Linked DNA regions of Homo sapiens: all the other regions are linked to region 2. The links are chromatin contacts, found by Hi-C or POLR2A ChIA-PET in ENCODE. All regions are on one chromosome and are shown on one strand. The core of a region is the stretch at or near the end of the contact, and the rest is flanking DNA. Distances in the headings are between cores, read along the strand shown. Region 1 overlaps PHC2 (polyhomeotic homolog 2). Region 2 overlaps ZNF362 (zinc finger protein 362). Region 3 holds the start of TRIM62 (tripartite motif containing 62).

Evidence for each region. A loop is a pair of places that touch in the nucleus more often than their neighbours do. ChIA-PET counts read pairs that join two places held with the same protein, here RNA polymerase II (POLR2A). Pooled maps may share reads with other maps.
Region 1: a map of endothelial cell of hepatic sinusoid shows a loop between it and region 2 (4-fold over the local background). The contact joins two enhancer-like sites. A Hi-C loop is called at or near these places in 3 of 168 maps with a recorded cell type or tissue (endothelial cell of hepatic sinusoid, heart left ventricle and psoas muscle) and 1 of 37 single-sample maps with no recorded cell type. POLR2A ChIA-PET finds 5 or more read pairs at or near these places in 1 of 52 experiments (AG04449).
Region 3: a loop to region 2 is called in a pooled map, with 4 times the contacts of the local background. The contact joins the promoter of TRIM62 here to the enhancer-like site in region 2. A Hi-C loop is called at or near these places in 1 of 37 single-sample maps with no recorded cell type and 9 of 50 pooled maps. POLR2A ChIA-PET finds 5 or more read pairs at or near these places in 3 of 52 experiments (SK-N-SH, WTC11 and naive thymus-derived CD4-positive, alpha-beta T cell).

The regions. Positions count from the first base shown.
Region 1 is chr1:33,381,379-33,384,462 of GRCh38, reverse strand. All of the region lies in intron 1 of PHC2 (polyhomeotic homolog 2), which reads left to right. Among named protein-coding and RNA genes, the nearest start is that of PHC2-AS1, 33 kb to the right of the region's middle. Within about 2 kb of position 1,707, at least 4 of the 41 ENCODE cell types and tissues checked have a DNase peak (open chromatin) inside an H3K27ac peak, as active enhancers do.
Region 2 is chr1:33,293,940-33,297,319 of GRCh38, reverse strand. It overlaps ZNF362 (zinc finger protein 362), which reads right to left. Exons shown (of 9, transcript NM_152493.3): 7 at 2,305-2,383; 8 at 2,015-2,173. Among named protein-coding and RNA genes, the nearest start is that of A3GALT2, 25 kb to the left of the region's middle. RefSeq lists an enhancer at 1,514-2,024. Within about 2 kb of position 2,048, at least 11 of the 41 ENCODE cell types and tissues checked have a DNase peak (open chromatin) inside an H3K27ac peak, as active enhancers do.
Region 3 is chr1:33,180,465-33,183,723 of GRCh38, reverse strand. TRIM62 (tripartite motif containing 62) reads left to right here and starts at 1,681. Exons shown (of 5, transcript NM_018207.3): 1 at 1,681-2,699. The coding sequence starts at 2,292. It also overlaps a transcript of ZNF362 not described here. RefSeq lists silencers at 1,507-1,816, 2,047-2,116, 2,707-2,906 and an enhancer at 2,989-3,158.

The sequences.
Region 1 (3,084 bases), core at 458-2,957, 87 kb before region 2:
GCAGGGAAGAAACTATGTTTGGTAACTCTTCCCATCTCAAATTCTAGCCCCTTTTTGCAGGGACTTCATTATGACCATCTTATGGCATCAATGATGACTGCCCCTTTTAAATCTCATATTCAAATGGATAGTGGGGCCCCTTAGAGCAGTGGCTCTCATGCTTCATCAGCATCAGAATCTCCCAGAAGGCTGTGAGAACACAGGCTGCTGAGCCCTGCTCCCAGAATTTCTGATTCCGTAGGTCTGAAGTGGTGCCTGAAAATTTGCATTTTTGGAGAGTTGCCAAGGGACCACATTTTTGAGAAGCCTTGCCTTGGAGCATACAAAGCCATGATATTAACGAGGCTGTTTTTAATGCCTTTGCACCCTTTTTTACCATTAGTTTCAGTTGACCTTTTTAGGCTGGTCAGGTTGAGTATTAGGCAGCATAATAGTTCCCTAAGGCCGCCTTAACAAATTACCACAAACTGGGTGGCTTAAAACAACACAAATGTATCATGTTACCGTTCTGGAGGCTGGAAGTATGAAATCCAGGTGTCGGCAGGGCCATGCTCCCCCTGAGTCCTTCCTCGCCTCTTCCTAGCTTCTGGTGGCTGCAGGTGTTCTTTGGCTGGTGGCAGCATAGCTCCAATCTCTGCCTCCATCTTCACGTGGCTGGCTTCTCCCCGTGTGTGCCTGTTTTCACATGGCGTTCTTTTATAAGGACACTGCTTATATTTGATTAGGGGCCCATAGAAGACACAGAATATATTTTGCTCTGCCTTACAGCAGTGAGTCCAGGGCTGCCCAAGTCTAGACAAACTCATCCATCCCGTCCCCAAGCATTCAGCATCTGCACAGTGTGGCTTTCACTGTACATCCCTTCCAAAAGACAGCAAATCCTTCTTTTTCCTCCTCATATTCTTCAACCAACCAGCACCACCTTGTTATAGAAATACTTGATATAACCTGCCTTTTATAAATTAGGAAGAAAACAGTAAGGTTTCAGAAAGTTTACTCATTTAAATTTATAGTGTTTTGCATCACAATGAAATCATTCTGTTTGGATTGCTAGGACTATATGACCAGCTTTAATTCCTCATCCTTCACTTCTATTTTTGTTGGCCTTCATTTACTTACTTTGGTTTCTAGAGACACTAAAGGTGGCAACATGCAGAGGACAGGGGAGAGGGAGGGACCTTTTGAGATGGTTTGAGCTGCATCCATTTGGACTGCTCCCAGTGAGTCAGTGGCTTCAGACTGGAACAAATCAGGACACTTATGTTCATGCAGCAGCCGAGAGGTGTAAGGAGGCCTCCCCCAGGTCCCCTAAGTCTAGGGAGTCTGAATCTTCTGTTATTACTGCCTTATGCCTCTGGCGGAGGGGCATCCAGAAAGGAGAAGCAGAGCCACAGCAAAGGAATATGTTCACCCATCTCTTCAGACTCTCCATACCAAGCCGCCTCATGATAATACCAGCAGCCACGATGGGGCTGACGAGACTTCTCATTTCCTGCCCAGCTCTGATTCCATTAGGAAAAACCTCACCCTGCCTTACCCCAGGGCTTTAGGCTAGATTTGGAGAGAGGTTTTCAGTATCCTTCCCCTCTGCTTTCCCGGAACCTCTGTCACAGCTGTAATCCACAGCAAATGGATTTCCCTGACACTGGGGACAAAGGCCTAGTGTTTCGTAGACTTGGCGGCTCCTGGGAGGGCAGAACCATCAGCGTTTCTCCAGCTGCTGGTCTCAGGCCCTGTGGGCAGCAGAGACCTGTAATAAGATCACTATCCAAGCCAGTTATATTCAGCACATCATTCAAAGTGGCCCATTGCAGTTAGGAGGGGAGAAGTGACTTAAATAGGAATCATAGCCCTTCAGAGCCCGGGCTCATACAAAACCACACAGTGAGTAGGAACCCAGAGAAAAACAGACTTCTAGTTCTTGATGTTAGCCATTAATGAGATTTGGCTGTGATTTATAATGGGAGTCCGCAGGGATGGGTGGCCTTGGGGAAGAAATAAAGAACTAGTTGGAAGAGAAGGAAAGAATAAGAGTAGGAATTAAAAGGAAATTGAAAAGGGGTGGGTAGAATACTGAAAGCCTAGATACTGTGAAAGTTTAAGGATTCAGATTTTCTAATGTGGGTCACCAGAGGGAAGGATGTAAGGAGAGTCCACAGATGCCTCAGTAGCCCTTACTGAGACTGCAGAATGCCTCCGCTACTCTCCAGCAGCCAGAACTTTGAGCGGAAGGAAGGTGTGAAGGGGGAGATATGAAAGCTCTGGTTCAAAAAGGGGAACTGTAGAAAAAAAAGTTTTAAAGCTGTTATATGGGTCCACACTTACTAATTATGTTTTCTTCCAACTCAAGTTCCCTTCTACTAGGAGACCAACAATAAAGTGACATATGGCAGGACCCTAGCTTCTGGTTTCTCTGCAGGGCAAACTTCACCTCTCTCGTTGATAAGTCACCACCACCATGCGGGCAGGAGGTTTCCTGAGGTGCCTTCCATGGTACTGGATGAGAATCAGGGGAGCCATATCACCCCAAGTCACTTACCTCCCCCACACTGGGTCTCCGTTCTTGCATAGAAAAAACAAGGGAGATTATGGTAATTTTTGATTTCTCATACTGGTTGATGGATACACAAGCATATTATCCTTTATATATATATTACATAGAATATTTTGTAAGTATAAATGGACATTAATTAACAATTAGGGAATTAAATTCAGAGATATCAGTTCGTTTTCAACTGAAAATCTAGTATGCTTTGACACGGACTTCACCCAGTGTGGCTGAAATAATGGCTCAAGGTGAAGTTGCAGAGAGGATCATGGGAAGCGCTCTGGCTTTGGAGTCGGACTTGGTTTTGAATCCCAGTTCTATGATGACCTTACATAAATTGCTTAGATATATTTCTCATTGACAAAATTGGGATAATCATACCTATACCATAAGGGAGGTCATAGTATCTATGATAGTGCTTGACAAGTAGTAAGTGCTCAATAAATAATCACTATTATTAGTATAGACACCATTGATGGAAGGTACTGAAGTGAAATCACAGGTGGCTGATGTTTTAAACTAGTTGGTGAGAAATT
Region 2 (3,380 bases), core at 799-3,298:
GATGTCTGGATTGTACTTCAAAAAATAGGAGTATGGATGAGGCAGGATTGGTTGATGGTGTAGGAGGTTATGGAAAACTTGAGCCTTGGAGAGAGGCAGGGACTGACTGGAGATCAGCTAGCCAAGCGAGGGCTCCTGCTCACCCCTTTGGAGCCCTTTTCCCTGCAGATTCTGTCCTCTTCGCCTCCTGACCCTCCTCTGCCCTTTGAACTCCAGGGAAGAATAAATGTTACAGACTCAGCACTTAGCAAGTGGCAGCCCTGCCCGGCACCTGACAAGTACTGCCAACAACCCCACCTATGATCCATGAACAGCCTCCAGCCAGAGTGACCTTGCAAAAATACCTTCCCTGCCAGGCACAGTGGTGCACACCTGTAGCCCCAGCTACTCTGGAGGTTGAAGCAGGAGGATCCCTTGAGCCCAGGATTTTGATTCCAGCCTGGGCAACATAGCAAGACCCCGTCTCTAAAATATACCAAAAAAAAAAAAAAAAAACCCTTCCTGACAGTCCCCTCCCTGTAGCTTCCCATTCCACCTGAAAAAATATCCAAACTTTTCTAACAGAGCCCCAAGGCCCCAACTGACCTAATTTCCTTTGAGTTCTTGTAACGTGCCAAGTTTGTTACCCCTCAGGGGGTTCGCACTCAGTGTTCGCCTGCATGGAAGCTTCTTTCCCCTCTTTCTCCTCCTCATCCAATTATCCTTCAAGGCTTCACCTAAGTGTTGCTCCTCCAGGTGGTCAATCTGGACTCATCCCCCTTCCCAGCTCCATTGTGTCCTCCCTGCTGTCTTTCAAAACACACTTTTATCACAGTGGTTCTCAATTGAGGTGATTTTGCCCCCCAGGGACAAAGAGCCAGGATGAGAACCCAGGAGTGGCAGGGACAAAAGGAGCTCCCAGGGAGGACACAGAGGGACAGAGCTTCAGGGCCATGCTGTCCCCCAGGATGCAGGACTCCAGAATGCAGGACGGCATGGCCCTGCAGCTCAGCCCCTCTGTGTCATCCCTGAAGACATTTTTTGGCTGTCACCACTTGGGGAGCGGTTGCTACTGGCATCTAGCGGATGGAGGCCTGGAATGCTGCTCAGAGCCCTGCCACGTGCAGGCCAGCGCCCACAGTGGAAAGGTCCGGCCCAAATGTCCATCTGGACTAGGGCCGAGAGTCTCTGCTTTACAGCAGCTACACAATTTCCCGTCAAACAGTTACGTGTGTACTTGTTTAATACTTGTCTCCAACAGTTCTTAATTTCCCTGGGGACAAAAAATAGATCTGTCTGGCTCATCCCAATGCCCGAGCACCAGGCAGAAGTGTTTAGTAAAGACTGAGTGAATAAATAATGGTACTAGCTCAGGTTGATTTGGCACCACTCTGCCAGCCAACAGCCCTGTGAGTTCATCCATTTGACAGATGAGGAAACTGAGGCTCAGTGACCTCTATGTCGGGGATACGGGGTCTGTTAACTAGAATATTAGATCAAACAGAAGCACACACTCAAGCGATTCGCCTGGGGGTGAATGGTATTTCTGGGTGCCAAAAGGCCCTCGTTTGGGGAAATTCCCACCCAGGGACGGGAGCTGAATGCTCTGAGCTTTCCGGGCTGCTCAGGCCTTTCCTGAGATGAGGGTGGCTATGGGCCATGTCACTGCGCCACCTTGTGGCCACAATGGGGGTTGCAGCTTCCTGGGTGACAGGAAGGCGCTTCTCTCTGTAGCTCTGCGGAGCAGGTGAAAAGCCTCCTGCCACTGCTGTGAGTACTCCAGGGCCTCGGAGACTCAGGCTAAAGGTGAGCAGGAGGCTAGGGGCTTGGTCAGGGGTAGCTGAAACCAGAAGTGGGAAGCAAAAGCTCTGGTTCTCCCCTTCCCTGTGATCTCAGGGTGTCACTTCCCTTCTCTAGGCCTCAATTTGTCTGGAAAATGGGAAGAGTCGACACAGATCTGACAATGGGGAAGCAACTGAGGCCTGGAAGACGAAGTGGCTCCCCCGGGGCAGGGCACAGGCCGACCGGCACTCACCGAGGTGTAGGCCCGCCCACACATGCTGCAGCAGTAGGCCTTGGCGTGCTTGATGGCGTGGGCCGAGAGGTGGATCTGCAAAGAAGCGGAGTCCGAATAGGCCCGGTAGCAGTTGGGACACTTGTAGGGCTTGTCCTTGTTGTGCTGGCGCTGGTGAGACTGTAGGGGCACAGCAGGGGGTCAGGAGAGGAACAGGGCTCCCTCACCCCACCCCCTTCCTACGCTTCCTTGTGGGGGTGGGTGGGGGGGCACCAGAGCACCTGGTGGGCAGGAGGCAGGCAGGCACTCACCTGGAGGTTGGAGAGCTGAGTGAAAGCCTTCTCGCAGCCAGGATGTGGGCACTTGTAGGGTCTGTCGCCTGTGTGGATTCTGTAATGGGCAGCCCAGTAAGGTCGAAGTCCCTGACACACACCCCAAGACCGCTCCAGTTCCCAAGTCCTTACTCTGGCCCCTAAGCCTCTCGGTCCCTACCCTGCCCATGCTCCCCAAGGACCAAGAGTGAGCCCAGGCAAGAGCTGGGGACTTCAACGGCCATGGCTCTTCCTTCCTTCTCTGGCCTCCACTGCCAGTCTGACCAGAGCCTCCTACTTCCCACAGGTCCCAGCTGTCCCCAGCCCACCACCAGAGCCCTTGCAGCAACCCAGTGCAGGCCTCGGAGAGGGCCTGATTTGGCTGCCCCTCTCTTTGAAAACCCCACACTACGGACCACATATTGCAAAGAACACAGATGCACAGCTTTGTCGGGACCTTCCCTGCCCACCCAGCCTCCTTCCCTAAGAAGAAGGAGACATCTCCCTCTAATTGGCCCCAGACACTTATTTCCTGTCCCTACCCCATGTCAGGCACATCTCCGTGACAGCTGCATGGTCACCCCAGTAAATGGGAGAATGTGGGACAGCATGGCCCTGAAGCTCAGCCCCTCTGTGTCCTTCCTGAGAGCTCCTTCTGTCCCTGCCACTCCTGGGTTCTCATCCTGGCTATTAACCAGCTGGGTGACCTTGGACAAACCACTGAGCATCAGTTTCCTCATCTGCAAAATGGGTATAAAAATACAGTTCCTATCTCATCGGGCTTTGTGAAGATAACATCAGATAATGCATGTAAAGGGCTTAGCCTAGTGTTGGTACAAAGTAAGCACTCAACGTTTGCCAGTTATCGTTATTCATTCACATTCATTACATTGGGTACCCATGCCCCAGGCACTGTGCTAGGTATTTGGAATATATCATGAACAAAACAGACAAAAGCCACTGCCTGGAGGAAATAAGCAACAAGCGTGAAATAAGTAAATCACATGTAGAAGGTAGTAAGTTCTGTGGGAAAAACAACAAGATGGGGAGACCATGAGTGACGGGAAGGAGGGATA
Region 3 (3,259 bases), core at 432-2,931, 110 kb after region 2:
GGGGCAGACTGTTTTGCAAAGTAAAGAGACCATTTCCTGAAAACCCCTCTCTGCCATAGGCTTCCCCTTTAGTTTTTCAGGCTGGACCTGCCCAAACCGTCACTGGCAAGAGGAATGAGACCACCATAATGGACTTGGACCAAACAAGACTCACTCCATGAGACCACCATAATGGACTTGGACCAAACAAGACTCACTCCTGGAAATGGGCTGGGGTCAGCCTTCCTTGGGTCACTTGGGGAAGGGGGCCACCTGACCAAAATCAGGGCTCTGCCCATAAGAAAATGTTGAGAAACTGCTGTTGCATGAGCAACCAACTATTTTTCTCGCAATGATGGAGATTCTGGGCCAGATGAGGGTGTGATGGAGAAAGTGTTAACCATAGAGAACTAAACTGAGAGCTTTTTCATAAACTGTACCTCAATAAAGTTTAACACCAATGAAGATATTTCTGGAGGAGGCAGAAACTGGTAGCCACCCTCTATGGCTCATTTCCCTCACCCCCGTATCCAACCATCACCAAATGTCACCGTGTCTGTACTTGCAATACCCTAGTCTTCTCTCCTTACCCACTGCTGAGGCCCCAGTTCGGGTCTCACCTCCTGCAGGCACGATGACAACAGCACCTTAGGGGTGCCCAGTCTTTCCTTCCTCCTGCAACCCAGGGCGTTGATGCGGTTATTCAGCTACACACCTTTACTGTGTGCTGAGTGCTGTGCATCCGCAGACACATTGGAAAAGCTCCCTGTCTTCTTCACCTTGCAGATGGTATAATGATTATCTCCAAGACTTCCTGAAACCCAATCGGACCAGGTCATTCCCTTGCCTGAAAGCCCCATGCCTTCAAGAAATTCTTTACCATGACCCACAATGCCCTCCAGCCCACCCAGGCTCCTTCTCCACCCCACCCCCAACAGTACAGAATTACTAGCACTTCCTTCACTGCGCCCTCCCCTTTCACGCCTCTATGCTTTTGCACAGGCTGTCTCCTCTGCCTAGAAATCCCTTATCCCCTCTCCATCTGGCACACAAGACAAGTTCTCCTATTACTTTTTCTCCCTCTCTCCTGCTCCACCCCTCACCGCCTTACACACACACACACACACACACACACACACACACAAATACAGCACTCCAGAATTGTTTGCCAATGGAGGCAGCCTCCGGGGCCAGATGTTAGCCAGGGCTTTCCAAACTTCTCCCCAAGCACTCCTTAAGAAAGTGAAGAGGAAATGGGACCCCAGGGCTTAGGAGTGTGAGGGCCTTGAACTCGCTCTAAGCAAGCAGGGCATTTCAAGAGTTTTATCTTTATATTTTATGCAGAAGTTGTATTCCAAATATATTCTTGTTCGTTTTAATACAAAATATGATTTTTTCTACATCTTCAAATCGATGATCCAGAAAGATGCTCCTTGTTTATTTGTTGTGCTCTCAAATTAGCTGCTCCGCCTCGCCGCGGGGACCCTAAGCGAGACCTGGATGCAGTTCCAAGTACACACCCCGAAGGAACAGCTGGGCTTCGCTTCCCTGGGAGCTGGAGGATGGTGGGGGTGGGGCGGGGTCAACCGGCTGGTGGCCCCGCCCCTCCCCCGCCCGCTGCGGGGGCGGAGTTGCTTGGGTCCCGCCCACGGGGGCGGGGAGGCAGCCGCGGCCACCGGCAGCTCGGATTCGGCTGGTTCCGGGTTGAGAGGCTGCGCTGGACCGAAGCGGTGGCTGCTAAGCTCGCGGGGGTAAGGGGTCGCGCTGGGCCAGGGTTTGGGGCCGGGATCCGGCAGCTGAGCGGGCCGGCACCCCTCCTCTTCTCTGCCGGTCACAGCCAATGTACGGCTCGGCCTGGCTGCCCCCTCCCCCAGGATTCCCCATCCCCAGCTTCTCGCCCTCCCCGCACCGCCCCCACCCCGGGATTTCGACCCCCTTAAGGGCTCCACCCCGCTCCGGGATCCCCTTCTCCCAGCTCCTATCCCTTAGGACTGCCCCGCCCCCTAGAACCTCCCCGTCAGGATCTCCGTCCCTCAGCCGCTCACAGCCTCCTCCCAGCGCCCATCGCCTTGAGCTGCCCACTACCTCTAGACTGCCCTCCCGGGCTGGCGTCCCACGGAGTCTCAGCCGCGCACCCCTTCCTCGCGTTACCCTCCTTCCGGACAGCACCCCCTCCCTTCTCCGGTAGCTCCTACCCCTGCCTGTGCGGGCCTCGTCCCCGCGCCCAGCCCTCGGTGCTGCCTCCGACAGCGCCGCGCTCTCTCAGCCGCCCCCCTGCCCCTCGGGCCCCCCTCTCTGCTGCCCCTGGCGCCATGGCGTGCAGCCTCAAGGACGAGCTGCTGTGCTCCATCTGCCTGAGCATCTACCAGGACCCGGTGAGCCTGGGCTGCGAGCATTACTTCTGCCGCCGCTGCATCACGGAGCACTGGGTGCGGCAGGAGGCGCAGGGCGCCCGCGACTGCCCCGAGTGCCGGCGCACGTTCGCCGAGCCCGCGCTGGCGCCCAGCCTCAAGCTGGCCAACATCGTGGAGCGCTACAGCTCCTTCCCGCTGGACGCCATCCTCAACGCGCGCCGCGCCGCGCGACCCTGCCAGGCGCACGACAAGGTCAAGCTCTTCTGCCTCACGGACCGCGCGCTTCTCTGCTTCTTCTGCGACGAGCCTGCACTGCACGAGCAGCATCAGGTCACCGGCATCGACGACGCCTTCGACGAGCTGCAGGTGCGCTACCCGGCCTGCCTGGGGAAGGGGCGGGGCCGGGCTGGAGGTGGGGCCGGGCGGGGGGTGGGGTCAGGGCTGGACCGCGGGCCAGGCCCAGTCAGAATGGTCCTGGGGCGGGGCCGCCAGCAAGGTCAGGGCCCTATCAGGAGTAACGCGGGGCAGGGAGGGGCGGGGCCGCCGCATGGCGGGGCCGTGGGGGCGGGGCCTTGGGCAGTCCGGACCCTGAGGGATCTGAGACAGACCTGGAGTACCGGCTGGTCCGCGGTTAGGGAGAAGTCGGGGATGCGGATGGGATGGCGGAAACAAGTGAGATCAGAACTGGACCAGATACTGGGCTGGGGCAGGGTTGTGGACGAACCGGAATCAGAGTTGGGCAAAGGCAGGGCCACTGTCAGACTGAGGGCGAGGTCGCGAGGATGGGTCTGTATTAAACCGGGTAGCTGAGCTCTGGCAGGCTGGGGGTTCTGTGGGGGCGGAGACCGGATCAGATGTGCATCAGGACTAAGAGGAGTACGGGGGCTAGAATGTGCTGGACAGGTGAGGGTGAAACCTAATAGAGT